Linked DNA regions of Mus musculus: region 1 is linked to region 2. Evidence: chromatin loops called from intact Hi-C (ENCODE). Cell type or tissue: gastrocnemius. All regions are shown on one strand. Links, peaks and the distances in the headings refer to the core of each region. The heading gives the core; the rest is flanking DNA.

Region 1 (15,810 bases), core at 5,208-13,207, 120 kb after region 2:
GCAACATTCCAACCTCTCCACATGGCTGCGGTTCTGATAGTCAGTCAATGCAGATGCAGCTTCTTTCCAAGACTTCTCATTGGTGGCCCAACCCATCCTATGTTAGAACAAATTAGGCTTTGCCTCATCGCCTACACGCTGAGAAGGTTTGCCCGTGTGGAAAGGTCATCTGCTGCAAAGGGACAGAAGTGTCACTCACAATTTGTCAAGTCACAGCTTGACTAGGGAGTCTCAGGAACAGACAGAAGTTTGTCCAGCAGGAATGAGGTGTCCCTCAAAGACAGACCATAAATGGCATGGCACACTCCATCTGTCACTTGGATCACCCAGTCTAGAGGAAGTCAAACACCATGTGCCGGGACAGAAAGGCCAAGAGTGAAGAGTTAGGGAGCAGCCAGCACCAGTGTGGCAACACTAGGGGCAAGATTCCTTCAAGATGAATCCTCCGGCCTCAGGAAAGCCTGCATGTGGGGCAGGCACAGCCTATACCTGTCACACAAGAGCCCAGGGACAAGACCCTCTACCTAACTTCTCCAAACTCTGAACCATCGCTGCCAAAGATGACAAGTGATTGTTGTTCTGAAAGAGTAAAGATGTTTGATAATCTGAGATGCTTGCTCCACTTACCAGCTCAGTGACCGTCATGTTTAGCTTTTCTGTGGCTTGTGCTCCTCATCTGGGAAGCAGAGGCAGGAGTAACCGTCAACAGATTTGAGTGTGTGATGGTGGTGCACGCCTTTAATCCCAACACTGGGGAGGCGTAGGTAGGTGGATCTCTGTAAACTCAAGGCCACTCTGGTCTACAGAGTGAGTTCCAGGACAGCCAGGGTTACACAGAGAAACCCTGTCTTGAAAAAACAAAGAACAAAAAGAAAAAAATTAAATTATTGTTTGTCAGTATTCAAGAACAGAGCACATGGCGGGCAGACAAACACCATTGATCGTAAAGGGCCTGTTTCTTTTCACATTTCAACATCTCTGAAGTTGAAATTAATTTTGTTTTTATGCCACCATCTAGAGCACGTGTACTTTCCTTCTTGATAATATATGAAATAACAGTACATCTTATAGCCCGTGCAATTTTAAGTTTGATGAAGTACAGCTGGCCTTTTTTTCTCTCTTTGACCTCAGTATCCAAGAACATGTTTATTCGCTCTCAGAACTAATAAGTCACGTGACAAAACTGAAAGCAGTATTGTAAAGAATGGCACCACTGAGGCTTCCTGTCTCTCTTCATGGGTGTTTCCTGGGGCTGTGAAAAGACAACATGTAGGCTGGCCTTGTTTTTAAAAACGTATATATGTACATATGTATGTGCAAGTGTATGTGTATATATATATACACGTATATGTATGTGCAAGTGTGTATACACACACACATGTATATATAATAAGAGCGATTTATTATCTAACATCAGCTGGCACTACCTTAGAGGCTAAAACAACCCCCAGTCAGCCTCATGCAAGCTCCACAAACAATGATGATGTAATTCCAGGCCAAGTCTGAAGACCTGAGAACCAGGGAAGTCTTAATATGAGGCCAAAAAAGATGACATGAGATGCCCTGAGTCACCCAGGCAGAGATGAAGAAAAAGGAGCCAACCCCTCCTTTTCTCCTCTAGATAATGTTCCGTCTGGGCCCTTTGTGTGGAGTTGACATAGACTTCCATTCTAAATAATGAAACTCTGTGAGAGATGTCTTCTCCATGTTTTAAAGTGCTCAACTTAGACCCACATCTACCAAACCATAAATCAAACAGGTAGATAGATATCTTGCTTGTAAAACTGATTCATATAGAACAGCCTTGAGCAACTGAGTCTCTCTGAGATACCTACGCAGTCACTAGGTCACCTGTACCCCTCTGTAGGGACAACCTTCCCTCTGGCCTCTCAACTAACGAGTGAATTTGGTGAATTCTTAGTCAAGAGCCACATACTGAAAGGAAACGGCAAAGTACTTCACAACAGAACTGAAACACTTCCTCATGGCCCTGATCCAAGTCAACTTTTCTATTAAGTTTTCATGACTTATTATTGTATTTCTTGGACATTATTATATTCTAAAGGAAACTCCTCCTTCATCCCTTCTGATTGGCTACAAAAGTCACAGTCAAGCTTCTGTAAGGCAAAGGACACTGTCAATAGGAAAAAACAGCAACCAACAGATTGGGAAAAGATGTTTACTAACCTTACATCCCATAGAGGGCTAATATCTAATATACATAAAGAACTCAAGAAGTTAGACTCCAGAGAACCAAATGACCCTATTTAAAAATGGGGTACAGAGCTAAACAAAGAATTCTCAACTGAGGAATACCAAATGACTGAGAAGCACCTAAAGAAATGTTCAACATCCTTAGTCATCAGGGAAATGTAAATTAAAACAATCCTGAGATTCTACCTCACACCAGTCAGAATGGCTAAGATAAAAAACTCAGTTGAAAGCAGATGCTGGCGAGGATGTGGAGAAAGAGGAACACTCCTCCATTACTGATGGGATTGCAAGCTGGTACAACCACTGTGGAAATCAGTCTGGTGGTTCCTCAGAAAATTGGACATAGTACTACCTGAGGACCCAGCTATACCACGCCTGGGTGCATATACCCAAAAGATTCTCCAACATATAACAAGGACACATGTTCCACTATGTTCATAGCAACTTTTAGTCAGAAGCTGGAAACAACCCAGATGTCCTTCAACAGAGGAATGGATACAGAAAATGTGGTACATTTATATAATGGAGTACTACTCAGATATTAAAAACAATGAATTCATGAAATTCTTAGTCAACTGGATGGAACTAGAATATATCATCTTGAGTGAGGTAACCCAGTCACAAAAGAACACACATGGTATGCACTCACTGATAAGTGGATATTAACCCAAAAGCTTGGAATACCCAAGATATAATTTGCAGACCATGTGACGCTCAAGAAGAAGGAAGACCAAATTGAGGATGTTTTGGTCCTTCTTAGAAGGGGAAACAAAATACTCAAGGGAGGAAATACAGAGACAAAGTATGGAGCAGAGACCGAAAGAAAGGCCATCCAGAGACTGCCCCACCTGGGGATCCATCCCATACACAGACACCAAACCTAGACACTATCGTGGATGCCAAGAAGTGCTTGCTGACAGGAGCCTGATATAGCTGTCTTCTGAGAGAAGCTCAGCCAGAGCCTAGCAAATACAGAGGCAGATGCTCACAGCCAACCATTGGCCTGAGCACAGGGTTCCCAAAAGAGGAGTTAGAGAAAGGACCAAAGGAGCTGAAGGGGTTTGCTACCCATAGGAAGGACAACAATATCAACCAACCAGACATCCCCCCTGCTCCCTGAAAGTCCCCTGAACCAGGAGGGACCCTCACTCAAGCCCCAGGATTATGCGATGCCCAAGAACTCACGAGAGACCGGCCTTGATGCAAACAGCAAGAGGTTTAATCGGGAAAAGCCAGTGTACTGAGGATGACTCGTATCCCACACAGGGGTAGAGGAGTTGACCCCCAGCTCAAAGGGTAAGGGGCTTATAAAGGCAGAAACTGCAAACACCTGGCATAGGCTATAGCATTTGGCAAGCACAATGGGTTCAAGGAACGATTGGAGTATTCTGTACGAACATTTCCTAAAACAATGGAACAAGTTAAACTTCTACTTTGTGGTTAGTACAACCTGGAACAATGGGGCGAGTTAAACTTTCACTCCCTGCCATTAGTGGGGTCTATTTTGGACACAAGTCTAGGGGCTTACATAATTTTTAACTCTTCTCTCTCAGGATCTTTCACCCGAGCTCCCAGGAACTAAACCACCAACCAAAGAGTACATGTGGAGGGACCCATGGCTCCGGCCACATATGTAGCAAAGGATGGCCTTGTTAGACATCAATGGGAGGAACAGCCCTTGGTCCTGGGAAGGCTTGATGCCCCAGTGTAGGGGAATGCCAGGACAAGGAAGCAGGAGTGGTAGGAGGGTGGATGAGCACCCTCATAGAAGAAGGGGAGGGATGGTGGGATAGGGGGTTTCCAGAAGGGAAACTGGGAAAGGGGATAACATTTGAGATGTAAATAAAGAAAATATCCAATAAAACAAAACAAAAGAAAAGAAAAGAAAGGAAAAGAAAAAAGTCACAGTCATATATTTGATGGAGTAGAACCATAGCTTCTGACTTCTGTATCCTTTCAGCATAGTGTGTCATAGTCCAGCTGAAAGGGAGTTCACTGAGATGATTTTATGTGCAAGTACTTTCACCAAATGCATTGCAGCGGGCCATTATCAGAGTGGTCCTGATGTATATTACACCAAAGGACCAATGTATTGTAATAAATGCATACCCTGGTTATAAAACATGTACCCTGATTCCTTAAGACTCGGGAGACTTGCTTCCATCACTATTTCCAAACAACAGCAGAACTGCAAAGATCATTGAATGAAGGAGTCTTCACTCTGCCCTCCCTCTCACTGTCTTTAGCCTCCCCTCCCAACCAGTTACTTTTTTCAATAAGAAAACAGTAGACTGTCTTTACCATGGTTGCTATGGCTACCACAACACCTGATTTGGCATGCATCTCCATCCCCCTGCTTATCTCAGACCAGACTTTGCTAGTTCAGACGGCCTGCCAGTGACCCTGGCCCATTGTATCAATTTTAACATATCTAAATAGAAGTCCTTTAACATTCATATCTGCAAGATACTAGGGAAATAATTCATTATTTCAAAGACTGGTAGATAAAGAGATTCAAGTATGTCTCAACATTTTTACCCAAACAATTTCTCAGACCACTATATTTTGTGCAGGGAAGTTTATCTTTTCAGGAACCACCCAGCTAATAAATAACTCTATGACCTAAATATAACCATCTTATAAACATTATTATGTTCAGGTTGAAGTATCACATTAGAAGTCACCACATGCCAAACAACCAAAGATAAATGTCCCAATCGTACAGAAATACAGGAACAAGTTACAGAAACACAGAACAAGCACGTGCTGATCACACTGTCACAAGGGTCTAGCTTAGCCACGCAGACTTCTCCAGCAAAATCCAGTAAGTGTGCTGCTTAGAGTAAAGTACGGAGAAAAGCATTCCTCGGATTTAGAGGTTTAGGAGTTCAAGGTCAAGACACCAGCACACGTATAGAGCCGGGAAAAGGTCTGCTGACTGGTTCATGCACAGCCATCTTTACCGTGTCTGTCCTCACAAGGGGAAGGAGATGGAAGTGTCTCTCAGGGGTCCCTTTTATAAGGAACCAATCCTATTCAAGAAGGCTCTGTCTCTTTGATGTAAGCACTCCTCAAAGACCTCATTTCCAAGTTCTGTCTTTTAAGGGATGAGAGGATCAACATAGAGGCTGGGAGTGTGTGCAACTCAGTGGTAAAGAGCTTATCCATCGTGCAGGGGCTCTGAGTCTGATCCCCGGTGTGACACATAAACAAACTACAACATTTCAACGTATGAACCTGTGGGAGGATGCAACATTCAGAACCCAAGTGGATTCGAGAGGTGAACACTCAGACCATCAGTAATTGCACAGGACAAATGGTCCTGTTTCTTTGACAAATAAATCGCAAAGAAAAAGAGAGAGTGTGTTTGTGTGTGGAGCAATTATATGTTGAAAGAGTAACACTGACTAATTACAGTATGTTGGCCTGGATGGACTGTGAATCAAACATAAACTGTGATAAACCTGGGTGTGGTGGCTCCTGAGGCAGATTCATGGCCAGCCTCTGCTACCTATGAAGGCAAGCCTGGTCCATAGAGTAAGACTTTGTCCTTTTTTAAAAAGTGATAATTAGAGAAATATGAATTACAAGAAAATAGGGAGTCTGGGGACATAGTTCTATCTGTAAAGTAACTGCCTTTGAAAACATGAGATCTTCATTTGATGCCCAGAGCCTATGTTAAAAAAAAAAAAAAAAAGTGGACGTTTAACACTGGGCAATGGGGAAGGGGTCAGATCCCTGGTGCTCCCTGCCTAGCCAGTCTAGCCTAACTGGTGAGTTCCAGGTAAGTGATTGAGCCTGTCTCAGAAAACAAAATGAACAGTATCCTGGGGGTGTGAACCTAAGGCTCACTTCTGATCTTGCATACATACACATTCTCACATGTGCACTTAAAACTGCATAAAAAGTGTGTTTGTTTCCCTTATAAAATTATAATAAAATGTGAGTCCTCTAACAGAAGGAACCTCCACAGCTGAGACTTAGTGACTTCCTGGAAGTCTACAAATCAGGGGCGTCAGCAAATCCCTGAGCAGTGCCACGGGACCCATATCAATGAGCACAGTTGTTTTGCAGGATGTCCAAGGATGCAATTAACATTTTGCTTACTAAGAATCTTCCAGAAATGGTGTTATACGAAGCTTTGTGTGATAAGGGCAAGTATCAAAAAAAAAAAAAAAAAAAAAAAAAAAAAAAAAAAAAACCCAAAAGAGGATCTTTTTCTGTTTTGAAATAGTCTTGCTATGTATGTAATCCAGGCTGGCCCTAAACTTGCAATTCTCCTTCCTCAACATCCTGGGTACTGCGGTGCACAAATGACTATCTCCTCAAAGCTCTGGTGTCCTCTCTTGAACCTTCTAAGCACACTGAGGAAACTCAAGGCAGCTACTTGAGGCACCCACACTCTCTTCAGCATATTTTCAAGATTCTAAATGTGGGTGTGAAATATATTGTATTATTTTTCAGTGGTACATTTGGAACATTCTTTGTTATGGAAATCTCAAACATACACAAGAGTACAGAGAAAAGAAAGACAAGGAAACCATGAAGACGTGAGAGGAAAAGGGACCTCTCAGCTTGGAGTCTGGCTGAAACATCTCACCTGAGGAGAAGCGCAATTAACAATATTTACCGTAAAGGCTGCCGGGGTAGACATAACGTGTTAAGTTTCAGACCCAGGACAAATGGCAGAGGTGCCTATTTAACATGTGAAGGGGGAACTGGCCTCCAGATCCTCCCAGCACCCCTCAGTCTCTATCAGTGGCTGGCATACCCTGCTCTCTACTCTGGACTCTTCAATCCACGGGCTGGGCTTCCCCTCCCCCAGCGGCTCTTCCCTAAGTCATCCAGACTCTATGGTTACCTGCCCCTCCTTTTGTACCTTTGGCCTCCTGGCTGCTGTATTTGGCTCCCCACGTGGTTCAGGGTTATGAGCATTCTGAACTCACTCAGATGTGTCTGCCTCTAGCTGTGTCTCCCTTATATCTGTAATGAACTTTCTCCTCCACCATATTTAGGAACAACCCCTTTCCTCCCCTCTCCCGTCTCCCCTCTCCCCTCTCCCCCCCCTCTCTCCCCCTTTCTTTTTAATTTCTTTTTTTCATTCATAATGTTCCTTTCATATACTGACCAAGACTGCTGGGCTTGAACCTGGGCTCGGATTTGCAGCAGGGAGTGGAGACGCCAGAGCAGGTGTGGCCTCAGCGTTGGGAAGAGGGAAACCCTGCATGCAGACATCCCTATGACTCATGGCCACACAAACACTAACTCTGGTGTCTGCCAGGACGGGAACTACTGGGACACAGACATCAGACTATCAGTAAACAATTATGAAGTCCAAGGGCACACACGGTCATTGTGAGAAAATGTCTGAGGAGTCATTGAAAGAGCTTCCTTTCTCAGTACTTTCTTCTTCTTCTTTTTTTAACCAAAGGCTTTACACTTTCACTTTTAAAGTCCTTTTAAATTCTTACATGAGAGAAAAGGAGAAGGCATGATTTTTTAAACACACTAAATGATTTTTACAGGCCCAAGATTATAGAGGTTCTAGTTGAGCACGGTGAGGGTGATCCTTGAAGATAATTTCATCGGCTACTTAGCAAAACTGAGTCAGCTCTTCAGCCCACTCCTGTTTTGTTTTTATGTGTTTGTTTGTTTGTTTGTTTGTTTTTGTAGTGATGGTTAATCATGACTGTCAGCTTGATGGGGTTCTGTGAGAGCATTTCTGGGAAAAATTAACCAAGAGAAGCCCCTCTACCCAGTGCTGACAATACCTCCCAGTGGGAGAGCAGACCCAAAGATGCCCTAGTCAAAAACAGTCTCTCCCACTGTCTTTGCCTTCCTGACTCCACTCCTTGATGGTGAACACATTTGTCATGGCTAACGCCACTGCTACATCCTTTACTGGTGTATCAGACTGTGTGTCTTTTAGCCTTCAGTGTGGACCACAGACTAGTAACTCTTCAGCAATATTCCCGGCCTTCAGCACAAGGTTGAGGGTGCTGGGGCACCCAGTTGTTTAGATTGACTAAGGACCAAGTCTCGAGAGTCTTGCTTCAGACAACCATTGAGTCCAGTTCAAGGGGCAAACCTAAAACTAAACCTTAAGTCTTTCTGCTCTTTCCTGTCCAATTTCTGATTTTGTTGCTTTCTAGCTGTGGTCCAGGAAATTCTAAAGCAACTGAGATGTTTCAAGAGGGTGGGGGTGAGGGAGTGGGGGAGGGGGGGGCTAATATAAGTAAAGCAAAAACTGAGACTCCAAACAGGGTTGTGAGACAATCCCTTACGCACAGTATCACAGCTCTATCAGCAAGAGAAAAGACACATCCAATGGACTCCAGGATGGTGAAGGAAACACAGCTGCCACCCCCAGATGTAAAAAGGAGAGAAATATGGGGTCTTCCATCCTTTACCACAGCAGACAGAGCGATCTGGAAGCTGGCTGAAAGAAGAGTCAGGGACATTGTACCTGAAGGAAACTCTTCACTGTGAGATGGAGCCGAACAGGGAAAGAGAAAAGAACAGATCTGAAGGCAAATATGCCAATGAGCAGAACCAACGAGCTAAGGCTAATAACTTCAAATCTGAGTGTTGCCCAGACATCTGAGAAATGCCAGTAGCCGCGGGTTGCTGGAAGTCTTCCATTACTGAGCTAATGTATTTAAAGCTCTCTCCATGTGTTCTCTCTGCTTTCTATTACTGTGATAAACACCATCACCACCAGCAACTTGGAGAGGAAAGGGTTTATTGTGGCTTACTCATCCCAGCTCACAGTCTATCTCTATGAGAAGCCAGAGCAGGAGCTGAAGGCAGGAACCTGCAGACACAGAAGCAGAGGCTATGGAGGAGTGCTGCTACTAGATTGCCCGCCATGGTTGATCACTCAAACTGGGCTGTGCTTTCTTTCCCACACCAATCATTAATCCAAGAAAATGCTCCACACACTGACTTATGGCTTTCTTTTTTTTTTTTTCTCTAGTATCCAAAAGTAAACAGTGATGTTATCTCTCTTTTTTTTGTTGTTGTTTTGTTTTCTATATTACACTTTTTTTTTTTAATTAGGAATTTTCCTCGTTTACATTTTCAATGCTATCCCAAAGGTCCCCCATACCCACCCCCCCAATCCCCTACCCACCCACTCCCCCTTTTTGGCCCTGGCGTTCCCCTGTACTGGGGCATATAAAGTTTGCAAGTCCAATGGGCCTCTCTTTGCAGTGATGGCCGACTAGGCCATCTTTTGATACATATGCAGCTAAAGACAAGAGCTCCCGGGTACTGGTTAGTTCATATTGTTGTTCCACCTATAGGGTTGCAGTTCCCTTTAGCTCTTGGGTAATTTCTCTAGCTCCTCCATTGGGGGCCGTGTGGCCCATCCAATAGCTGACTGTGATCATCCACTTCTGTGTTTGCTAGGCCCCGGCATAGTCTCACAAGAGAGAGCTATATCTGGGTCCTTTCAGCAAAATCTTGCTAGTGTATGCAATGGTGTCAGCATTTGGAAGCTGATTATGGGATGGATCCCTGCATATGGCAATCACTAGATGGTCCATCCTTTCGTCACAGCTCCAAATTTTGTCTCTGTAACTCCTTCCATGGGTGTTTTGTTCCCATTTCTAAGAAAGGGTAAAGTGTCCACACTTTGGTCTTTGTTCTTCTTGAATTTCATGCGTTTGGCAAGTTGTATCTTATATCTTGGGTATCCTAAGTTTCTGGGCTAATATCCACTTATCAGTGAGTACATATTGTGCGAGTTCCTTTGTGATTGGGTTACTTCACTCAGGATGATACCCTCCAGGTCCATCCATTTGCCTAGGAATTTCATAAATTCATTTTTTTAATAGCTGAGTAGTATTCCATTGTGTAAATGTACCACATTTTCTGTATCCATTCCTCTGTTGAGGGGCATCTGGGTTCTTTTCAGCTTCTGGCTATTATAAACAAGGCTGCTATGAACATAGTGGAGCATGTGTTCTTCTTACCGGTTAGGACATCTTCTGGATATATGCCCAGGAGAGGTATTGCGGGATCCTCCGGTAGTACTATGTCCAATTTTCTGAGAAACTGCCAGACTGACTTATGGCTTTCTTGTAGAACCCAAGACCACCAGGTACTCAGGGATAGCACCAGCTACAATGGGCTGGACCCTGCCCCATGAATCACTAATTAAGAGAATACTCTACAAAGTTGGTTTTGGTTTTGGTTAAATGTAAATACATTGATGGACACAATTGATGTACTATAAACATTTTAAATAAGCTGGAAGGGCAGAATTATAGAGCTATGGTGATAACTGCGCATCAGGAAACTTTATGAAGAACAAGACACTAACACGGTATGCTGGCTATACATCCTTTCTCGACTCTGCTACTGTATCCAACGGCTGTCACAGACACTGGGCTGGGTTTTGTCTTTTTGTTTGGGTTTTTTGTTTGTTCGTTTTAGTGGCTCTTGGGCGAATTGCATAAAACACTTCATTGATCAAAACGAGTGGCTGGCCAAATGTGGTCCTTAAGCCACCCTGTGTGGGAGGCTCACATGGTTCGCTGCTGCTAGCGGAATATGGGAGGCTAGGGCAGGGGTGAGTTACTCAAGACAATAAAGGAGAAAAGTAAGACCAGAAAGATACACGTACATTCTCTGAATGGTCCTGAGTTAGCAGCAGCCTCTGTGAACCTCTGGCTTCTTTCTGGAAGCTCTCTTCCCATTTCTCATGTCTGACAGAAGTGACTGATAACTGTTCAGTTGGCCTCAAGGTCTCTTCCCTCCCCCTGCCCACCTCTCTCTCACTCTCAGCATTGTAGGTAAAGACAGTGTTTGTGAGTGGTGGGGAGAAGCTTACACCGTTTTACTTTATAAGTAAGTGTTCCGGTTAACTGTACTTCTATATCAATAGGAAGGAAAGCGGACTATGCTGAATAAGACACAGTCCAATTGTACTTTTTGCTTTGCCACTGTGTGTACTGAGGAACTGGGGTAGAGAAATGATTCAACCTATGCTGAAAATAAATGTCAGTAATATTAGTACACATTCATAAACCACTGAGGGTCCAAGTCATGCAAATCCACGCAGGAAAGCCGAAAGGATCCGTGCCGGACATTTACGGTATTTTTTTTTTTTGGCTTAATTTACTTATAACTTCCATTTGCCGTGCCACCTAGCACACAAAAGTTTTCTAGACATCGTTTAGTACTCTGGCAACTTGTCCCTTACTATTGTGGGATGTCTCATGAGAAAGGTCACCAGCAGGGATCAATTTGAAGTTCTGTGTGGAGCCATAATGTCTAATTCTGACAGATCTCATCTCATACCTCATATAACCAAATGGCCCTCAGTGTTTCCTCTAAGAATATGAACAGTGGGACTGGAGAGAAGGCATTTGCTGCTCTTCCAGAGGACCTGAGTTCAGTTCTCAGCACCCATGGCAGGTGGTCCACAACCATCTGTAACTCCAGCTTCAAGGAATATGACACCTCTGAACTCCTAGGGCACCGTCACACAAAGGTACATACATTCAGACATACACACCTACACATAATTAAAAGTAATCTGTGAAGATATAAACTTGACAGGCAGAGCCTAGGCAGGTCTTTGTGAGTTTAAGGCCAGCCTCATCTACCTAGTACGCTCCAGGGCAGTCAAGGAAACACAGTGAGACCCTGTTTCCAAAATTAAATCATTAATTAAATAAGTTTTTTAAAAGAATGTGAGCATCCATATTTTGTGTATTTGTTATAGAATTCATAAACTTCCCCTGTGGATTTTTTTATTATCATGCTAATATTTATTTATTTGTTATATAAAGTTTTTATCTAAGGAATTTAAGCAGTCTGGTTAATGTGCACTATGCTGTCAAAATATTTCTTCTTTTTTTTTTTGAGATGAGTTCTCTCTATGTATCTCTGGCTGTCTTAGAACTTGTTATATAGACCAGATTCCTTGAACTCCCAAAGGTCCACCTGTCTCTGCCTCCTGAGTACTGAGATTGAAGGTGTGTGGCAGCCCCTAAAATATTTCAAAAGCACTTTTGAAGTGTTTGCTTTCTACAGTATTGCATACTAGCATGTAAAATTCCTCTTTTGCTGCCTCTACCTTTATTTAGTACAGCAGTTATTTTAAGACAAAAATCAAAGCATCAATAATTAATGTGCCTAGCTTTTTTTTTTTTAACAAAACCTAATTTTTTTTTTTAATTTTTTGAGATAAGATCTCACTGAATAGCCCTGCCTGGCCTGGAGCTCAGTATGTAGATTAGACTGGTCTGGAACACACAAAAGACCCACCTGCCTCTGCCTCCCAAGTGATAGAATTACATGTGTTTTTATCATACCCAGCTAGTATCTAAGATTTTTTAACATTTTTATTACAGTTTAAATAGTTAAGTAATTTTAAGGGAATATCAACAATTAGCTTTCTATTTATTGTAATATTTTTGTAACTTGAATTTCCCTAAGATTAAAGTTAAGCCACTTGTCCAATTCAATCAGTGTGGAAAATAATTTTTTTTTAATTATTGCATTTATTTATTTGTACTGTGTGTATGTAAAAGTGTGTGTATGCCTTGGTGTGCATGTGTGGTGTTCAGAGGACAACTTGAGGGAGACCAAGTGTGTCCTGGAGACCAAAGTCAAGGCATCAAACATGGCAGCAAATGCCTTTACCCTCAGAGTCTTCTCAACAGCCCTAGCTGGAGTCAGCTGGCCTCACCTCATTTGCAATTTCCTACAGGAGCTTTGAGGAATAGACCTAACCCCTGAGCTTGCTTTGCAACTCAATCCAGCTGAAACAAAGGATGGGGTCTGTGGGCTCTCCCTATATAAACACAGTGCTGAATATTAAACTTAGAGCCTTGATCAGAAACTTTGTCTTGGCTTCATCCTTCTCTCACACCCCATCCTTTTTCATTTCCAGCCCCACTTTCAGGTATACCCAGTTTGTCCATGGCTGCTGGACAGCTACAGAATAGCACTACTAGAAGGTATGGCTTTGCTGGAGTAGATGTGTTACTGTGGGTGTAGGCTTTAAGACCCTTAGCTGCCTGGAAGCCAGCTAGCAGCATTCAGATGAAGATGTAGAACTCTCACTTCTGCCTATACCACATCTGCCTGGACACTGCCATGCTCCCACCCTGATGATAAGGGATGGAACCTCTGAATCTGTAAGCCAGCCCCAAATATATGTTGTCCTTTATAAGGCTTGCCTTGGTCATGGTAAAACTCTTAAGACAGAAGTCTAATCTCACTAACAGTGCATGGGTTTTAATTTATCTGGGTCTTTTCCGGCACCCTCTTGGATTTCTTTCTTCATTTTTTAACTTTGATTTGTTTAACTCTAAAAGAACTCTAAATTAAAAAGCAGTTGCATAATGTTCTTTCAATGGCTGCTGCCATCCTCATGTATCTGAGACTCTCTCTAGCTGTGGTTTGAGTTGTATTTCTCTGTTAGTGATGCTCCATGTCTTCTGGTGTTTGCTAGCCACCTGCAGCCAACTCAGTCGAAATGGCCACTCAAGTCTTTGCCCATGTTTTAACTAGACCACTTGAGGTTTTTTTGAACTTGAGTTGTGTGAGCTATACATATATTGTTATAGAATTGGTATCGCTCTTATCAGAGATATGATTTGTGAACATTTTCTCTAATTCTTTTAACTCAATTATATCTTTTGAGATTCACTTTTCTAATGTAGTCTAGTTTGTCTCTCTTTGCATTAATTACCGCTGCTTTGAATATCATATTCAAGAAATTCCTGTCAAGTCTAACAGTTGGAAATTTCCCCTGTGTTTTCCTTCTAGAAGTTATAGTTTTAGGACTTCAAGGTCTTTAACCCACTTTGAGTTAATTATCATGCACAGTAGAAAACAGGAATCTTTTAAAATTTACTTATTGTGTGTATGTGTGTATATATGAGGGTACACACTCAGTATAAATAGGTTTTGCATGTCATAATATGACTGCGGAAGTCAGAGGACAACTGGCAGGATTGAATCTCCACCACATGGATCCAGGGTTCAAACTCAGGTCATGAGGCTTGGTGGCAGTGCCCTGTCCACTGAGCCATCTCCCCAGTGCTCATGAAGGGTTTTAAGGGCTTTGCTTTAATTAAGCAGCCTGTATCCATAGAATCTTGAATCTTACATAATATTCACACTTTATTAACTATATCATTGTAAATAAATAAATAAATAAATAAATAAATATTTGGGAATTTTTTTTTGAGTTAGTTTTTACTATGTAACCCCGGGTTGGTCTCAAAATTACAATCCCCCTGACCTAGTTTCCCAAATGCTTGAATGACACCATGCTTAGCTCTCTGGGATTTAAAGTAATCCTCTGGCAGGTTGTTTTGTCTGCCAGTGTGTAAACTGACCCCACCTAGTAAACTCCCAGAAGCTGTACTGCAGAGAAGTGTTTGTTCTTCCGATCAAGGGATCGATCAACTACAAGTTAAGAGCTGGGAAAGGACTTGGGAGCTGCGCAAAATTCCATTCTTTCAGTGTTTCCCATCAACAGAAGGAAGTGAACCTTATTATTCCTTGTCTTCTATAGTTCACTGTGCAATCTCAAGTGGGTCTTTCATTCTTTCCTTTTGCATCTGGCCCAGCCAGTCATTTTTGTTTCTAGATAATTTTTTTTTCTTTTTTGTCTTTATTGAAAGTATTAGTTGTTCTTCAAAGAACTTTAAACTTTTACCCTGCGGAATATGACGTTGCACAGTAGAGAGATTAGTGGTAGATATAGCTGCTGTTCTAGCAGAAACAAAGCTGCCTTGGTCCCTCTGTGAGTTCAAAGGAAGAATGAGGCCTCCAAGGATCTGATGTCTCCCTGAGCAGCTTCAATGGACACAGATTTTACACAATCATCCTTCTGTTGCTTCACTGATGGAGAACACTTGTTCTTCCTACTAGTGTTGTATATGCAACATATAGAGATATCTATGTCCGAGGGTCCTCAATTTCTAAAGAATAGAAATCTCACCTCCTATGTGCACATAAGTAAAACTTAAAAAAAAGAAACCAAATACATAACAAAATATCTATTATGGAACAATTTTCTTCTTTACTCCTGACCACTTAAAAGGTCTTTTTCTTTGTGTGTGTGTGCTCATGTATGCATGTGTGCCTGTTTCTGTGTACACCATATGTGTATAGGTGCCTGCAGAGGCCAGAGAGAACATCTGAATTCCTGGAACTGGAATTACACATCATAGTAAGTCACTCAGTTTGGGTGCTGGGCCCCAACATAGGTCCTCTGCAAGATCAACAGGCGCTCTTAGCCACTAAGCCATTTCTCAAGTTTCTCTTTTAGGAAAATTCTTATGACAGCCATTATATAGTTCTGGATGATTTTTTTTTCATTTCCTGTGACCTAAAAAAAAAAAATTTACAGTATAATTGTGATTACCCAGGAAAAGCATAGCTGATTTAGAAGGTCAGAGAAAGCAGAGTAGGAAAGGAGAAAGAGTGTTGTTCTTCACATAACAACAAAATGGGCTTCGAAAGCCAGAGAAGCCATGGACAGATTCTCTGGGTATCAGAATGTTTTCCTGAGACCTCAACACACAACTAAAGAAGAGGACTGCTCACTGGTGTTTTCTTCCTGTT
Region 2 (15,810 bases), core at 4,578-12,577:
CCCACTCCACTCCCACTATCTCCCATTAGAGCGCATCTTCTGAACTGACCTAAGACAAGAGCTCCGTCTGTCCCGCCGATGAAGGGTTGTGCTCATCCAGCCTGGAGAGAAATACTTAAGGGCTTCACAACAGCTGTTTCAAATATTTTTAGGACAGCCCCATGGGAGAGAAATTAGCACTCAATGTACAGTCAAACTGATTTTTTTGGAGTCTTAGTTTATAGGAAATATCTGAGGCTTGGACGAGGACCTAATTGAAACAATAAGTCAACAATGAAAGAGCACCTGTCAGTCTGCTCTGAACAGTCTAAATCAGCCCTGAACTATTTTTTTTCTGTTTGATCATTTTTATAGGTAGGAGTCTCTCACTCTGAAAACAAACAAGAACCTTTCCAGAGAGTTTGATCATCTTTTAAGATTCGGTCCACACCATCATCCGCCCATTTTCAGGAGAAGAAAAGTAAATAAAGGAGGGATACTTCAGTAAGTGCCTCGCTCAGCTCTGAGGGAGACTGGCGCTCTGCTCATTTTCCTCTGCTCAGGTTCCGCCCCACCCACTGATGAGCTGGGAAGCCTCCTGTCTCAGTTAGGTTCTCCTGGAAGCCATGAACACGCTGGTGTCTTTGCACGTTCTTTCTCTCCTCCCTGACTCCGTCTAAGCAGATTGAAAACTTAGTTTCTGAGGTGAGTGTGAGGGATTGCACTGGATGGAGCGCCGGGCAGCCAGCTGCTCCCTGGGGAGCAGCAACAGCAACTCCACCTTCTATGTACATAGTGACATGACTCCATCTCAAGTTCTCATCTGTGAGCTATCCCAGACTCTGTTTTTAAGTAGGGTGTGTATATGTGTGTGTGTGTGTGTGGGGTACATATATACATGTATACACACCCACATATGCATGTATGTATATATACACACATATATGTATGTATATGTGCATATATGTATACATATACACATATATATAATTTTAAAAAATAAAACCATTTGTATTCTGATCATAGTGTAGGAAGTAGGTCTTTGATGGAACAGGCTCTGATTTCTCTTACCTGATCACTGCATTTAAGTGAGAGAGAGGAAACAGAATCCCATTCACAATACAAATAATAGAGAAAAGCAGAAATCAATATGTTTCCTAATCCAAACCAGAAAGCTGTTGTAGCTCTGCACCATTTCCAAAGACTGTTAGCCCACAGGCAGACACCTGCTCTGGAATGAAAATCTGTGCAGCCTGAGGCTGCTTCTGCTAAACCCCCTCTGTCCTGAAGGCTCAAACGTCAGGAGTAAAGTGGGCCGACAGTGACTGACTAATTGGAATACTTTGATCTGGTCACATGTTAATTTAAGAATAAAAATATAGCTTTAAGCCAGGCGTGGTGGTGCGCACGCCTTTAATCCCAGCACTCAGGAGGCAGAGGCAGGAGGATTTCTGAGTTCAAGGCCAGCCTGGTCTACAAAGTGAGTTCCAGGACAGCCAGGGCTATACAGAGAAACCCTGTCTCGAAAAAACAAAACAAAACAAAACAAAAATAGCTTCAATCAGTTCCTCTCCAATACTGAGGAGTTACGACAATGGCTACTTGGCCAACATTTAGAGTTGGTAATTATGTTTTATAAACACTAGGAACTTCTCAAGGTAACCCTAAATGCATAACTGATGATATGCATCCGTTTGCAAATGATATGCATTATTTGAAAAGAACCCCAGGGACAACCCACTCTCCCATTCTTCCACAAGACATTATTTACCAGCAAACTTCAAAGAATCCCACAGAGATTTTCAATTATATTTATTATTAGCTCTGCAATCAGCAAGCTGATTATGTAAAGCAAAGGCAGTTAACTTGGATGGCTCAGGGACCAGCATCAGGTTTCAAAGTGACACGTGGCTCTTGCAGAAGATCACAGACATTGGGAAGATAGCCATCCCTCTTTTGTTTTGTTTTGGGTTATTTCGACTCTATCAATGGATTCTCCTGTTCCAGACACTGCTGTCTTTACCCGAAGGTTAAAAAACTTTTTTTTCAAACAAAAATATTTTAGGTGTTTTTATTTTAATAACACTTCAAGAGGTGGCTGAAGAGATGACTCAGAGCAATTAATGCTCCTGCAGAGGTCTCAGTTTGTTTCCCAGCAACCAAATGTCAACTCAGAACCTTCTGTGCCTTCAACTCCAGGGGGTCTGACACTGTCATCTTGCTTTCTCACACTGGGCGTGGTGCTCATACAAGCATGCAGACAAACACTCATATACATAAAATAAAAATCGTTTAAGACAAAATAAAATGTCTCAGAAGGAGATTTGTTCCAAGAAGAGATGTTCCTTATCCCAACAGCTACATCCATCAAGGGTCCTGGGAGTCAAAGCAACCATGACTTTACTCATGACTGAGTGTTATGGGAGTTTTTTGTTGTTATAGTTGTTGTTGCTTTTTAAACCAAGGTGTGCTGTGAGAATGAGGGCATTGAGGACCCACGATGAAAAGCAGCAGTGGGGAGATCAGGCTTAAGACACGCGGGACAAGGGCGGGCTATGCTGGTGCCCTGCCCAGAGCGGGACTCCTCAGCCATTGGCATCTGCTTCTTTGCAGCCCTGAAGCAAACAGAGAAGAGCAGCCAGCCTCCCGCGGAAGCTCTTCACAGTCTCCCAGGGATTTCCAGTCATGGCCAACATCTTTGTTACAGGACGGAATCCAGCAACCACTCGCAACCTTAGCATAAAGCAGTAGCCAAGTCTTACGGGCTAGTTACGAATATCAGATGTGCGGTGACTATCCACGGGCTTAGAGTGAGTTGGGCATATTTAAGTTATGAAAGATGTGTTTATTTCCCCTGGACCCCAAATAAATGTCAGCGACAGCTCCAAGGTCAAGAGTCCTTCTCTCTGAGGTAGCGCCACCAACCATAGTTTTTCTAGACAACTTGAGTCATTCGCCCTTCAGATATGCTGGGTCTTTGTACTAAAGATGGTTTGTGGGGAGCAGTTTCCTCTTGGCCTCTTTATAACGCTGGAACGAGGTTCAGCCCCTCTGATTTAGGTCTCAAAACTGACTGCTGAAATAGAACATTTTAAACACTCTCAGTTAGGAGACAGTAGGAGCCAGGTCTCAGCCTGCAAAAATAGAGGCCAAAACTGAGACAGAAAATGAGGTGGCAGACAGTTCACGGCACTTCACAAAACAGGTGACATAGGCAAAATGTGCGTCACCTTTTTTACAGAGTTGTTACAATGACTTCATTTGCCACAGGTTATCTGCAGGTTGAGTGAAGAGAGCAATGTTTGCTTACAAATAAAGATAGTGAGACTCAGGCCCATGCTTTCCCATCACCAGTGGAGCCCCAGAAGAAGCACACAGACAATAGGATCTCCCTTGCTCTTTGGTCTCCTCTTCACTGATGTTGCCAGTGAGGGGCAAGAGCTGCAATTACCATGAAACCAAGAACAAAGGACAAGGTCAGGTGATGCTTCCTCTAGCTCAAGTAATAATGTCTGACTGAATAGAAAGGTGCTTTAAAAAAAAAAAAGTTCACAGAGAGTTTACCCACAGGCTTCCAGCCTTTGCTTCACAAACAAAAGCCAGTGCCACCACTAGCTTCAAAAGCCAAGGCCCCTTGAGTGGGAGTTCCATCCAATAGGCCAATAGCAACAAAGTTGAACACCAAGGGGAAGGACTTTAGGTCATTGGGCAAGTCTTTGAAGGAAATTGTGAAACCCCTATGTGGTGGCTTGAATGGTAATGGCCCTCATAGACGAATGTGTTTGAATGCTTGACCACAGGGAGTGGCGCTGTTAGAAAGTGTGGCATTGCTAAAGGAAGTGTGTCGTTGTGGGGTCGGGCTTTGAAGTCTCATGCTCAAGCTACACCCAGAGTGGCCACAGTCTCCTTCTGCTGCCTGTGAATCAAATTGTAGAACTCTTTGATCCTTCTCCAGCACCATGTCTTCCTGAATGACAGACACTATGCTTCCCACCATGATAATAACAGACTAAACCACTGAAACTGTAAGCCAGCCCCAATTAAATGTTTTCTTTTATAAGAGATGCCGTGATCCAAAAGGGTATACTGTGTAACACACCGTGACACAGTGCAGATTCCATGGTGAGTCCCTCCCTCCATCCATCCGTCTGTCTGTCTGTCTTCTTTGGTGGTGTGATGGTTTGTATATGCTCAGCCCATGGAGTAGCACTATTAGAAGGAGTATTAGTTGGAGTAGGTGTGTCACTGTAAGTGTGGGCTTTAAGATGCTCATCCTAGCTGCCCGGAAGTCAGTATTTGGCTAGCAGCCTTCAGATGAAGATGTAGAACTCTCAGCTCCTCCTGCACCATGCCTGCCTGGATGCTCCCATGTTCCCACCTTGATGATAATGGAATGAACCTCTGAACCTGTAAGCCAGCCCCAGTTAAGAGTTGCCTTGGTCATGGTGTCTGGTTACAGCAATACAACCCTAACTGAGACAGGTAGGAAGGTTGCATGGGTAAAGGGTGGATATGGAGGGATGGGACATAATGCAAAATTATGATTGGGGTACATAATGCAAAATTTACAAAGAATCAATAAAAATAGTTGCCATGGTCGTGGTGTCTCTTTGAAGGCAATAGAAACACTATTTAAGACCCACAATCTCTTCTTCTTGCTCTTTGCTTCCTGGCCATGAAATGAACAGTTTTGCTCCACTATGCACCCGCCACAGCCTATAATCTATCTTCACCATGATATGCCCTTTTGTCACAGGCTCAAAGCAATGAGCCAGCTAAATATGGACCAAAGCCTTCAAAACTGTGAGCCAAAATCAAGCATTTTTCATGATAAGTCACATATCTCCAAATATTTCATAAAAGTAACTGAAAGCTAAAACAGCAACAACAACAACAAACCAGTCTGCTGCTATGCAGTCCAAAATTTGATAGAAAACTACATAAAGTCTGAATGGAGAGAGCGAAAACATTAACAATGTTTAGTATTAGTGGTTCACTGAGCTCTCTGAATAAGAGATGAACCATGAAAATGTAAAGACACTGCTATTACTAGTTGCAACACCAACTCTGTCTCCTGTGTGTTCCTGGGAAATAGATGCTTCTTGGGAAACATTTCTACGACCTCACTGGTCTTAAAATTGAATAGAGAACTTGAGGGCACGTTTCTTACAGAAATACACACCATACATTGTTTTTATATGGTTTTGATTTCAGTTGTTTTAGCTTCCAAAGTTGAGCACACACTTGCGAGCAGAGCCAGTGTAGGGGCTGTTCAGTGTTGTACTTGACTGTGGCCTGAAAGCTTTGCTGGGGAATGGAGCCTAATTCACCGCTAACGTGGATCCAGCAGCTTCCTTGCAGTGAACGGGAAAATAGTTCTTTTTTTTTCTTTAAGTTACATACAAAAGCTGTTGCAGTTTTGCCCCACATGGAGACCACCCCTTGAATCCAAATGTTTGATGTGAAATGCATTCTCGTCCCCGTGCCTTTCTCCAAAGCCGTGGAATTCCCCATTCTCTCCAAGTTCAAATTAGCTCTGCCTCATGAGGGTCTCCAGCTCCATTTTCTCCCTCCAAGAGGAAAAGTGAAAAATTCTGAAGGATTGTAAAGTACTTAAGGAAAAAGAGTCTCCTGGCCTCCTAGTGGAAGCAGAAACGCCAAGCCAACTCCAGTGTGCTGATACATGCTATACTCCCCAAATTAGACTTTGTGGGATATTTACTGCATGCAGAGCCACAGATTGCAGCCTAGAAAGAATATACAGAGGTATAACAGCAGAGCCACCCCTGAAAGAATTCAGCTGCTCTGAGAAACGATATGTGGCTAGTCATGCTGTATTGGACCTAAGAGCAATAAGACCTTGCACTAATCTCAGAGGGTCTGCTCACTAAGAACTGGTACCCTAAAGTTATTCTTCCCTTCAACAGAAATAAGAATATGGGAGCTACAAGCCTCTTCTCCATCACTATTTGTTCCTGAGGCAGTAGTTCATTCCCTGCCAGCAGGACTCTCTGGTCTCCTCCAGGGCATCAGACAGAGGGTGGCCATCCTTCAAACATCTCTCACGCTATGTTTTACAAGCTGATATTCCTAAGGGAAGATAAAAAAAATTAATAAGCTTTTCTAAGTGCAAATGGAAATGGGAAGACATGGGGACACAATGGGACACCTGCTGGTAAGTGAGTCTTGCTGGGAGGAGTCTTTTGACCTGGTTAACATCCAATTTCAGTAGCCGGAGAGCGTCCCCGAGCCTCATGTCAGGTTTATCCCTCACACGATCTTCTTAATGAAGAAAAGCAAGCTGGAAACGCCACAGTGCTGTGTGGATCACCATCCCCTGGAGAGCTGTGTAGGAAAGCTATAATGAAGTGAGTACATAATTCAATGTTAATGTATAAAACACATGACGCTTTGTAAAAATAAAATAAAATTCACGTTCTCAAGGGCTTTTGAATTCACTGGGCAATACCTACAGCAAGTTTGATCAAGTTACAGATTTCTATCCCAGAGCTCTGCCAATTCGTCACGACTTGTACCCAACATCCTCCTGGCCATCAGAAGTGATACGGCTGCTGAAGTCTAGTGTCCTAGTTTGCATTCTGTGGCTGTGATGAGTAACAGGACAAAAGCAGCAACTGGGGAAGGAAAGGATTTGTTTAGTGTACACTTTGTTTAGAGGGACACATCACAGTCCCTCACTGAGGGAAGTCAAGACAGGGACCATGAGGTAGGAATTGAAGGAGGGGCTAAGGAGGACCACTGCTTACTGACAGGCTTGCTCCCCATTGTTTGTTCCTGTTTGTTTTCTCTCTCTCTCTCTCTCTCTCTCTCTCTCTCTCTCTCTCTCTCTCTCTCTTTAACCTCCCAGAACCACCCGCGGAGGGGTGGTACCACCAGCAGTGGGCAAGGCCCTCAGACTTCAATCATTAATCAAGAAAACATCTCCCATAGGCTTGCCTATAAGACAACCTGGTGGAGGCAGTGTCTCAGGTGAAGTTTTCTCTTCCCAGATGACTCTAAGCTGAAAGAAAACTTACAGCACATTCAACGTGGCTTTCGCTAGATTTTTCCCCTGCTTGCGAACCTGCACTTAAAAATACAGAGACCCAACACCTTTGTCGGACAGCAGGATCCAGCTGTAACGTCCTTTGCACGACAGCAGTCTTGGCATCTGTGTGTCACCCCCAACACAGATCATGTGGCTGTCTGTGACCATTAGTTCCTGATACACGCTATTCATTATGAGACAGATGGGAGCACTTGGGGAGGAGGCTGAAATACTTTGGTATGTGGTGGGATTTCCTCTTAATTTGCAGCACCACATCCTTTTCTCTGCATTCTGTGGCTGCCAGCTCACTTACCCTTTGCATGACTTTGTCCTGGAAGGCAATTTTGAAAATGATATGTCCACATGGATCAGTATTGGCAAACAGCCACCCTTGGTCCTCCATATTCAGATCTTTCCCCAAAGTCCTTGCCAAGAAACTTGCTGTTAGCAATTAAAGACGATCAGTGGGGATTTTAAAGAGCCTGCTATCTCAGGATTGGGAGAAAGGAAGACATATTGCAGGCCAGGCTCTTGGGTAGCTGCTGCTGGGATGGAGAGTGGAACAACACATTGAGTATGCAGAGGAAAGAGCAGCAGAATTAGCCACAAGAATATGCCAAACTATAATCAGGCCCCAGTCAATGTCCCACTGGGGCTCCAGAACTGACTGGCCTTGCAGAGTCATCCCGGGTGGAGTGAGGGGCCAGGCGCTGGCTGCCGGTAGTATCCAACGGTGACCTCAGTTCAGCAGCTGTCTTCAGTATAAGCTGTGAGACGTTGACAATTAACACCCCCAGCAGTTGTGCAGTGAAGAATGCTGAGTCCTCAGGGCGGTGGGGTGGGGGTGGGGAAGCAATGGTGAGCAGCAGTGACTGCTGGGATCTGATCACATATGCTACCCTTGGTCAAGGCATCCTCCCTCAGTGTAGTCACACATCTAACCATTTAGTTATTTATTTACTTACTTACTTACTTACTAACCTATTTATTTACTTATGTGCTTTAGAGACAGGGTTTCTCTGTATGGCCCTGGCTGTCCTAGAACTCACTCTGTAGACCAGGCTGGCCTCGAACTCAGAAATCCGCCTGCCTCTGCCTCCCAAGTGTTGGGATTAAAGGTGTGCGTTACCACTGCCTGGATAAGTCCAATCTTTTTGCTCTGCTACTTAGCCAAGAAGATGACCAAGTGACTGTTGGATCAGAATATACCCTCCCTCTCTTAACAATGTGAGAATGGTGGGTGAGTTTTTGCATTCAAAACATAACTGGATTTACTAACTGCTGCTGTATCAAGGCCATTCTGAGCCACACTATGGTATAAGGCCAGTGCACACTCGCGCACACAACACCTCTCATAGAAGTCTACCCCAGGAACTTCCACCAGGGCCAAGCCTACCCTTCTGGAGAAATGGCTTACAGTCTAAATGTTGGGAAGTTACCACACTTAACTGATCATAATGGTCAGACTAGTGCTTGAAAAATTCATTATTTCTTTTTTTTTTAAACTATTGAAAAATCACACCTACTGAGAAGTAAAAGCATAGTGGGTCATTTCTCTGGTTTCTAGAACTGGGATGATTCAGTCTGGCTTTCTCCTCTGCAAAATCCGTGGCCCCCAAGTAAATACTTTACTTTCTCTGGGGGCCCCGGGTTTTTCAACCTGTGGCATGTCTGGGGAAGGTGAGTCTTGCACACTGGAATGAGTCCTGTCACAGAAGCTAGAGCTGGAAGTGACACATATGGCACAGCAGTCATGGTCTCCAACGGCTTTATGATCACGTGACATCCTACAGATGCCAAAGGCCTTGCCAGCAATAGCCCAGATGGACAAAGACAGGACGTGGACCAGCACCATCCAGCCATCTTGTTCCTCAGCCAATGAGCCCACACCTTATTCTCATCCTGCCCACTTTCTCACAATGCTACACAGAATTACACATGCTGCTTGGTCCCATAGAGCCTTTGAGAAAGCACATAACGCTGGCCAGTGATTTCAGCCTATGCACTGGAGGCAAAGCACTCTTCAGATCTGAAGGACTACTGTTAAAAATGCGTTACCTAAGTCATTATGCCAGAACTCCACCTTGGGATCCCAGAGAGATGAGAGAAGTAGCTTGTTGTGTGTTGCTAACGCAATGTCTGAGCATGCCCATCCATCCGGGTATGCGGCTGTCACAGAGGAGGCAAAGGAGAGGCAGAGCCTTTAAAAAAGCAAATTACTATGCCATGTATTTTATATTATATTTTCCTGCCCTGCTTCTTTAATCAGTCTAAATTGAGAGCTCTTGTAATTCCCTAGAATCAGCGCATAAGCTCTCAGCATGCTCAAGGGCTGCCGGGCGTGCAGTTTCTCTATCCTTCCGTAGGTATTCATTTCCAAAACTTCATTACCGACCCACACGTGAGTCATTCCCTCCCATGCAATCCACTTAAAACGCCCACCAGGAGAGAAAGCACAGAAAATGCTGAGCCTCCTCATTTGATATGTTATGGACTTTTCAAAATGACAGGGGAGAGGAGGGACCAACAGGGTCCCCCGTATGAAGCCCACAGAAGACGCGGACACATCTGATCCTTACCCATCTCCTGTCTCAGGAGGTGCCCTGAGACTCCGCTGTATGCTTCATGAGGGGGAAGGACAGTTGCTGAGGGAGAGTAGAGATGGGAGAAGTTGCTTCTCAGGAGGCTAGAAATCAGAACTGGAGACTCAAGAAGCATCCCATGGGCCATGTGTAAGCATCTCTGGTAGGTACAGCAGACCTGGGCCCGGAGAGGTCACACAAGTGTGCAAGTGCATTTCCTGTCTAAGCCTGACGTCCTAGTTAGTTTTGTTGTCAGCTTGACACATCTGAAAACTCCGATGAAAAAAATTGCCTCCATCACATTGGCCTGTAGGTGTGTCTATTAGTGTTTTCTTAATTGCTAGTTGATGTAGGATGGCCCAGGCCCCTGCTGCAGATGGGCATGAGCTATATAAGAGAGGTAACTGAGCAAGCCAGGGGGAGGGAGCAAGGCAATAACCAGCCTTCTTCCATGGTTACTGCTTCCAGTGTCTGCCTTGGCTTCCCCTGGACCACAACCTGTAAGATAAAATAAATCACTCCTCTCCGGCTTGCTTTTGGGTTTTATCACAGCAACTGGACTAGAACGCTTGAGGACCTGAGTTCAGATCCCAGAACCCACAATTGATTTTTTTTTTTTTTTTTTTTTTTTTTGCTTTCATCCCCAGTATTACAGTAAACACAATAGTAAAAAAAAAAAAATCAATTAAGGTCCTTTTGTTTCAAATAATACCATCTATTTTGGAGTATGGTTTGAATGAGTCCCCCGGGATTCATGCCCTGAAACTCTGTTCCTCAGTACAGAAGAGTTGGGAGGTGGCAGAACCTTTACTGCAGTCTAAGGGGGATGAAACTAGGTCCTTGAAGGCAGGGCCTTCATAAGGCATCAGTGTGAATTCCACAGGAAACCAGTTTGCTCTCAGGAGCAAGTTCTGAGAGCTCAACTCCTCCACCATGATTTTCCTTTAGTGTGTGGCTAGTTCCTTTTCCATCTCTCTATATGTTGTAATGAAGCTAAGGGGGCTTCAACAAGATGGGACCCCCCAAATCTTAGACTTCTTGGCTTCCCAATTTGTAGTTACATGCACCTCTTTTCTCGACAAAGTACCAAGTCTCTGGTCTTTTGTTGTAGCACAGAAATCAGACTGAGACAGTAAGGATGAAAGAAAGGAGGATCTATTTTCTTGAACTTCTGGCTTATCTCCATATTGAATGGAGAGATAAAGAAAGGAGTGAAAATAGTCTTCTTAATGATCCAAGAGTTGTAAATCTCAGAGAGCAGGAGCCAGGGCAACAACAACTGTGCCCCTTCCTTCTGGAAGATGTGAATGTATAGGCTGGTTCCCATGGTTGCAGTCAGTGGTGGTCTGCATAGATGTGGCCCCCACAGACTCACCTGTTTGAATCCTTGGCCCACAGAGTGTAGGAGGTTTGGCTTTGTTAGAAGAAGTACTTCACTGTGGGGGCGGGGCGGGCTTTGGGGTATCCTACACTCAAGCTTCACCAAGTGTGGAATTCTAGTCTCCTCCTTGCTGCCTGCAGATCAAACTGTAGAACTCTCAGCTCCTCTAGCACCATGCCTGCCTGGATGCTGCCATGGTTCCTGCCATGGTGATAATGGACTGAACCTTTGAAACTGTAAGCCAGCCCCAATTAAATGCTTTCCTTTATGGGTGTTGCCTTGGTCATGGTGTCTCTTCACAGCAATAAAAGTGTATGAGTCCATATGTGTAAGTTAGGCTCAGGGTTGACAGAGGACAGAAAATATAACCAAAAAGGCCTTAAAGGAGAAGCTCACTGTATCCTTCTCACCCATATTGTATTGATTTTCTGGATGCTGTGATAAGTACCTGACAATATCAACTTAAGGAAGGTGGGGTTTGTTTTGGCTGGCAGTTTAAAGGTACCTTGTATCATGGTGGACAGAGCCAGAGGCCACTGGTCAGGGAGCAGAGAGAGGTAAATGCTAGTGTTCATCTCTCTTTCTTCTTTTTATTCATTCTGGGCTTGCAGTCAGTGGAATGGTGCCACCCACATCCAGGGTGGGTCTTCCTACCTCAGTTAAACATCTCTGGACAATACACTACAGATACTCCTGGAGCTGTCTCCAAGCTGCTCCTAAACCTGGTCAAGTTGACAATCAAGATTAAACATTAGTCATAGCCATACCGATCCCAAGTTAATAGGAAGTGCCACAGTCACCAGAAGCCTGCTTTGCCTTATGTCTGCCTGCCCTGCCTTCCTCAGCAAGAGGCTTTAGCCTCTAAACTGCCTCACAATCCATGATAGCTACCAAAATTCCAACAAGTGACTAACTCCACTCTAGCCAGAATCAAAAGAAAGAACAAAGAGGCAAGTGGATGTGTTTTCCAGCAGTCAGCCCAGTTTTAAATTATTTTCCAAAAAGCCCTACTTGGTGGCTTTCAATAACACCCACTGGTGACGCCTAACAGTAAGGATAATTAGGAACACATGGCCCTCTAGAGAGGAGAAAATGGATTTGGGGCGGACAGGCCACAAAATGCCTATGACACATTTTGTCTCTTAGAAGGCTGCTGCCACCAAATCCTCAATGACACTCTAGTTCTTGGGCTCTGTGACAGCAGAGATCCAACCCCAGCCCACCCAGCACTGGGTGTACTTTGAGAAATGTAGAGTAACTGGCCAAGTCAGAATTGATATTTCAGCTTCCTGTCTGGGCCGGTGCCCTGTGAAGACCTTGAGCTCGAACTCTGCAGCCAGTCCCACAAAACCCAGAGGAAGCTCCATTCACAAGTGCTCTAACATGCCCAGGATCATAGGATCAGTGGTGAGGAGGACACAACATCTGCCCAAACACTGGGAGTAACTGGTACCAGCGGGATCCAGGCACCCAAGAACTCCACCTGACCAGTGGTACAGGTTGCTTCCAGTCTGAGCTGGTGCCCTGAGCAGACCTTGGGCTCGAACTCCATAGCCAGTCCCACAACACCCAGAAGAAGCTCCACTCCCAGGTGCTCTACCATGTCCAGGACCACAGGACCACAGGATCACAGGATCCCAAGATCCCAGGATCCCAGGATCCCAGGAGCTTGATCACACCAGGATCTCAGGGTCACAGAGGCAGCTTGACTCCCAGGAGCTCTGACACACCCAGAATCTCAGAATCACAGGATCCCAGAGACAACTGAACTCTGAGGAGTTCTGACACAACCAGGATCACAGGAAGGACAGGCTCCAGTCAGATATATCGAGGACAGGTAACACTAGAGATAATCAGATGGCAGGAGGCAAGCATAAGAACATAAGCAAAAAACAAAACAAAACAAAACAAAACAAAAACAATAACAACAACAACAACAAAAAAAAAACATAAGCAACAGAAACCAAGGTTACTTGGCATCATCAGATCCCAATTCTCTCACCATAGCAAGTCCTGGATACACCATCACACCAGAAAAGTAAGATTCAGATCTAAAATCACTTCTCATGATGGTGATAGAGGACTTTAAAAAGGACATAAATAACTCCCTTAAAGAAATACAGGAGAACACAGGTAAACAGCTAAAAACCCTTAAAGAATTACAGGAAAACATAATCAAACAAGTGAAGGAAATGAACAAAACCATCCAAGACCTAAAAAAAGAAATAGAAACAATAAAGAGATCACAAAGGGAGACAACCCTGGAGTTAGAAAACCTAGGGGAAACGATCAGGAGTCATAGATGCAAGCATCACCAACAGAATACAAGGGATAAAAGAATGCAGAAGATACCATAGAAAACATTGACACAACAGTCAGAGAAAATGCAAAAAGCATGAAGCGCCTAATCTAAAACATCCAGGAAATCCAGGACACAATGAGAAGACCAAACCTAAGGAAAATAGGTATAGAAGAGAGTGAAGATTCCCAACTTAAAGGGCCAGTAAATATCTTCAACAAAATTATAGACAAAAACTTCCCTAACCTAAAGAGATGCCCATGAACATACAAGAAGCCTACAGAACCCCAAATAGACTGGGCCAGAAAAGAAATTCCTCCCGCCACATAATAATCAAAACACCAAATGCACAAAACAAAGAAAGAATATTAAAAGCAGTAAGGGAAAAAGGTCAAGTAACATATAAAGGCAGACCTATCAGAATTACACCAGACTTCTCAGCAGAGACTATGAAAGCTAGAAGATCCTGGGCAGATGTCATACAGACCCTAAGAGAACACAAATGCAAGTCCAGACTACTATACACAGCAAAACTCTCAATTACCATAGATGGAGAAAACAAGATATTCCATGATAAAACCAAATTTACACAATATCTTCCCACAAATCTAGTCCTACAAAGGATAATAAATGGAAAACACGAACACAAGGAGGGAAACTACACCTTAGAAAAAGCAAGAAAGTAAGCTTTCAACAAACCCAAAATAAGATAGCCACAGAAACATAATTCCACCCCTAACTACAAAAATAACAGGAAGCAACAATTACTTTTTCTTAATACCTCTTAACATCAATGGACTCAGTTCCCCCAAAAAAGACATAGACTGCCGGGCGGTGGTGGTGCACTCCTTTAATCCCAGCACTTGAGAGGCAGAGACAGGTGGATTTCTGGGTTTGAGGCCAGCCTGGTCTACAAAGTGAGTTCCAGGACAGCCAGGGTTATACAGAGAAACCCTGTCTTGAAAAAACAAAAACAAAACAAAACAAAACAAAAAACCAACAAACGAACAAAACAACAACAACAACAAAAAGACATAGACTAACAGACTGGATATGTAAACAAGACCCAGCATTTTGCTGTATACAGGAAACCCACCTCAGGGACAAAGGGACACTACCTCAGAGTAAAATGTTGGAAAACAATTTTCTAAGCAAATGGTACCAAAAAAACAAGCTGAAGTAGCCATTCTAATATCAAATAAAATCAATCAACCAAAAGTTACCAAAAAAGAGATAAGGAAGGACACTTCGTACTGGTCAAAGGAAAAAAATCTACCAAGATGAACTCTCAATTCTTAACCAACCAAGTAAAAACAAAAAGAACTATACAAGGAATCAACCAAACCAGGAGCTGGTTCTTTGAGAAAATCAACAAGTTAGATAAACCCTTAGCCAGACTAACTTGAGGGCACAGAGACAGTATCCAAATTAATTAAAATCAGTAATAAAAAAGGAGACATAGCAACAAAATATATCTTAAAATAATTATTCTGTTTGTTGAATATTAACAGTTGAAAATATTAAAATCATGTTCTACAAACATCATGGAAAAAAATAGAATCGATAGGTCAGTCTGATCCCAAAGCCCCATTATGTTCTGAGACATGTACAAAGCGGGCAGTGGCTTAGCTGGGGTAAGAGGTGGAAAGGTGGGTTCAAGGCTGAAGAGTGACCGTTACAAATACCCTTCATCCAGAACTCTGAGCAAGATCCACAAGAGACGAGGGGGGGGGGGGACTCCAGAGGACAGGGGCCCATGGCCGCACAGAGAGGGAAACTCAGACATCCCAGGTGTCTGGCTTATCTGCATGTAGTGGAGATGATTTTTTACCCTATTGTGATGTGCACGTGGATAATCCACATTCTTGGTAGAACCGTTTCTTTTCCAGACTGAGCAACCGGAAGAGAAGAATGCTGGAGAACAAGCCATCTGGGAACAAACTGGCTTTTCTAGAGGTCCCACTGAAGTGGGGAACAGGGGCTGCTGTCCACAGGCCATATGGTAGGGGCTCTATGACTATTCTGACTTCCGGGGAAACAAAAATCAATGTAAGACTTCTAAATAGGACTTAAAAACAATCCAAGGGTTAAAACTTCTCTTCTCCTGTTTCTGGCTTTGACTCTCAGAGCTGTTTGTCCTTCCTCCCTCTGTTCCTTTCCCCATCCGCCTTGTTTATGAACGACAACACTGCAGAGAACAGCTGTATTTAGGGTGGACTATGGAATGGGCTGTTCCCCCTAATCCTGTAGTTACACAAAATCAAACACAGGCAAAACATTTGGAAACATCAGAGATCAGAATTGTTCTGCTGAAGTCAGGATGCCAGGGGCCACAGCACAGCCCCGGCTCTCTGGATTACCTGCACAACTCAGTTCTCCAGACTTTATTTTGCTAATGGTTATTTTTTGCCAGCATTTTCCCATCCAATTACTGTTTTATGGATGTGTTACGAAGTTTCTGAAACAGGGACACATTTGATTTGTGCAGTGGATCGTAACATCAGCCTTTGACTCAATTATG

The links. A loop is a pair of places that touch in the nucleus more often than their neighbours do. Peaks named below come from ENCODE experiments on the same cell type or tissue, not always from the same donor. Only the 100,000 strongest peaks of a DNase experiment are listed, where the experiment ranks them.
Region 1: a loop joins it to region 2, with 1.9 times the contacts of the local background. A loop is called at or near these places in 4 of 42 quality-filtered maps.

The regions. Positions count from the first base shown.
Region 1 is chr13:98,947,109-98,962,918 of GRCm38, reverse strand. No RefSeq gene overlaps it. Among named protein-coding and RNA genes, the nearest start is that of Gm35215, 9.1 kb to the right of the region's middle. In gastrocnemius, for the core only: no CTCF peak of the experiment used is centred there; a DNase peak (open chromatin) is centred at 8,842; H3K27ac peaks cover 899 bases.
Region 2 is chr13:99,063,583-99,079,392 of GRCm38, reverse strand. Gm35493 (a long non-coding RNA gene) reads right to left here and starts at 6,331. Exons shown (of 2, transcript XR_382813.1): 1 at 6,188-6,331; 2 at 5,359-6,069. It overlaps 2310020H05Rik (RIKEN cDNA 2310020H05 gene), which reads left to right. Exons shown (of 6, transcript NR_045495.1): 4 at 355-460; 5 at 543-684; 6 at 2,593-2,865. In gastrocnemius, for the core only: no CTCF peak of the experiment used is centred there; DNase peaks (open chromatin) are centred at 7,447, 7,681 and 8,820; H3K27ac peaks cover 1,693 bases.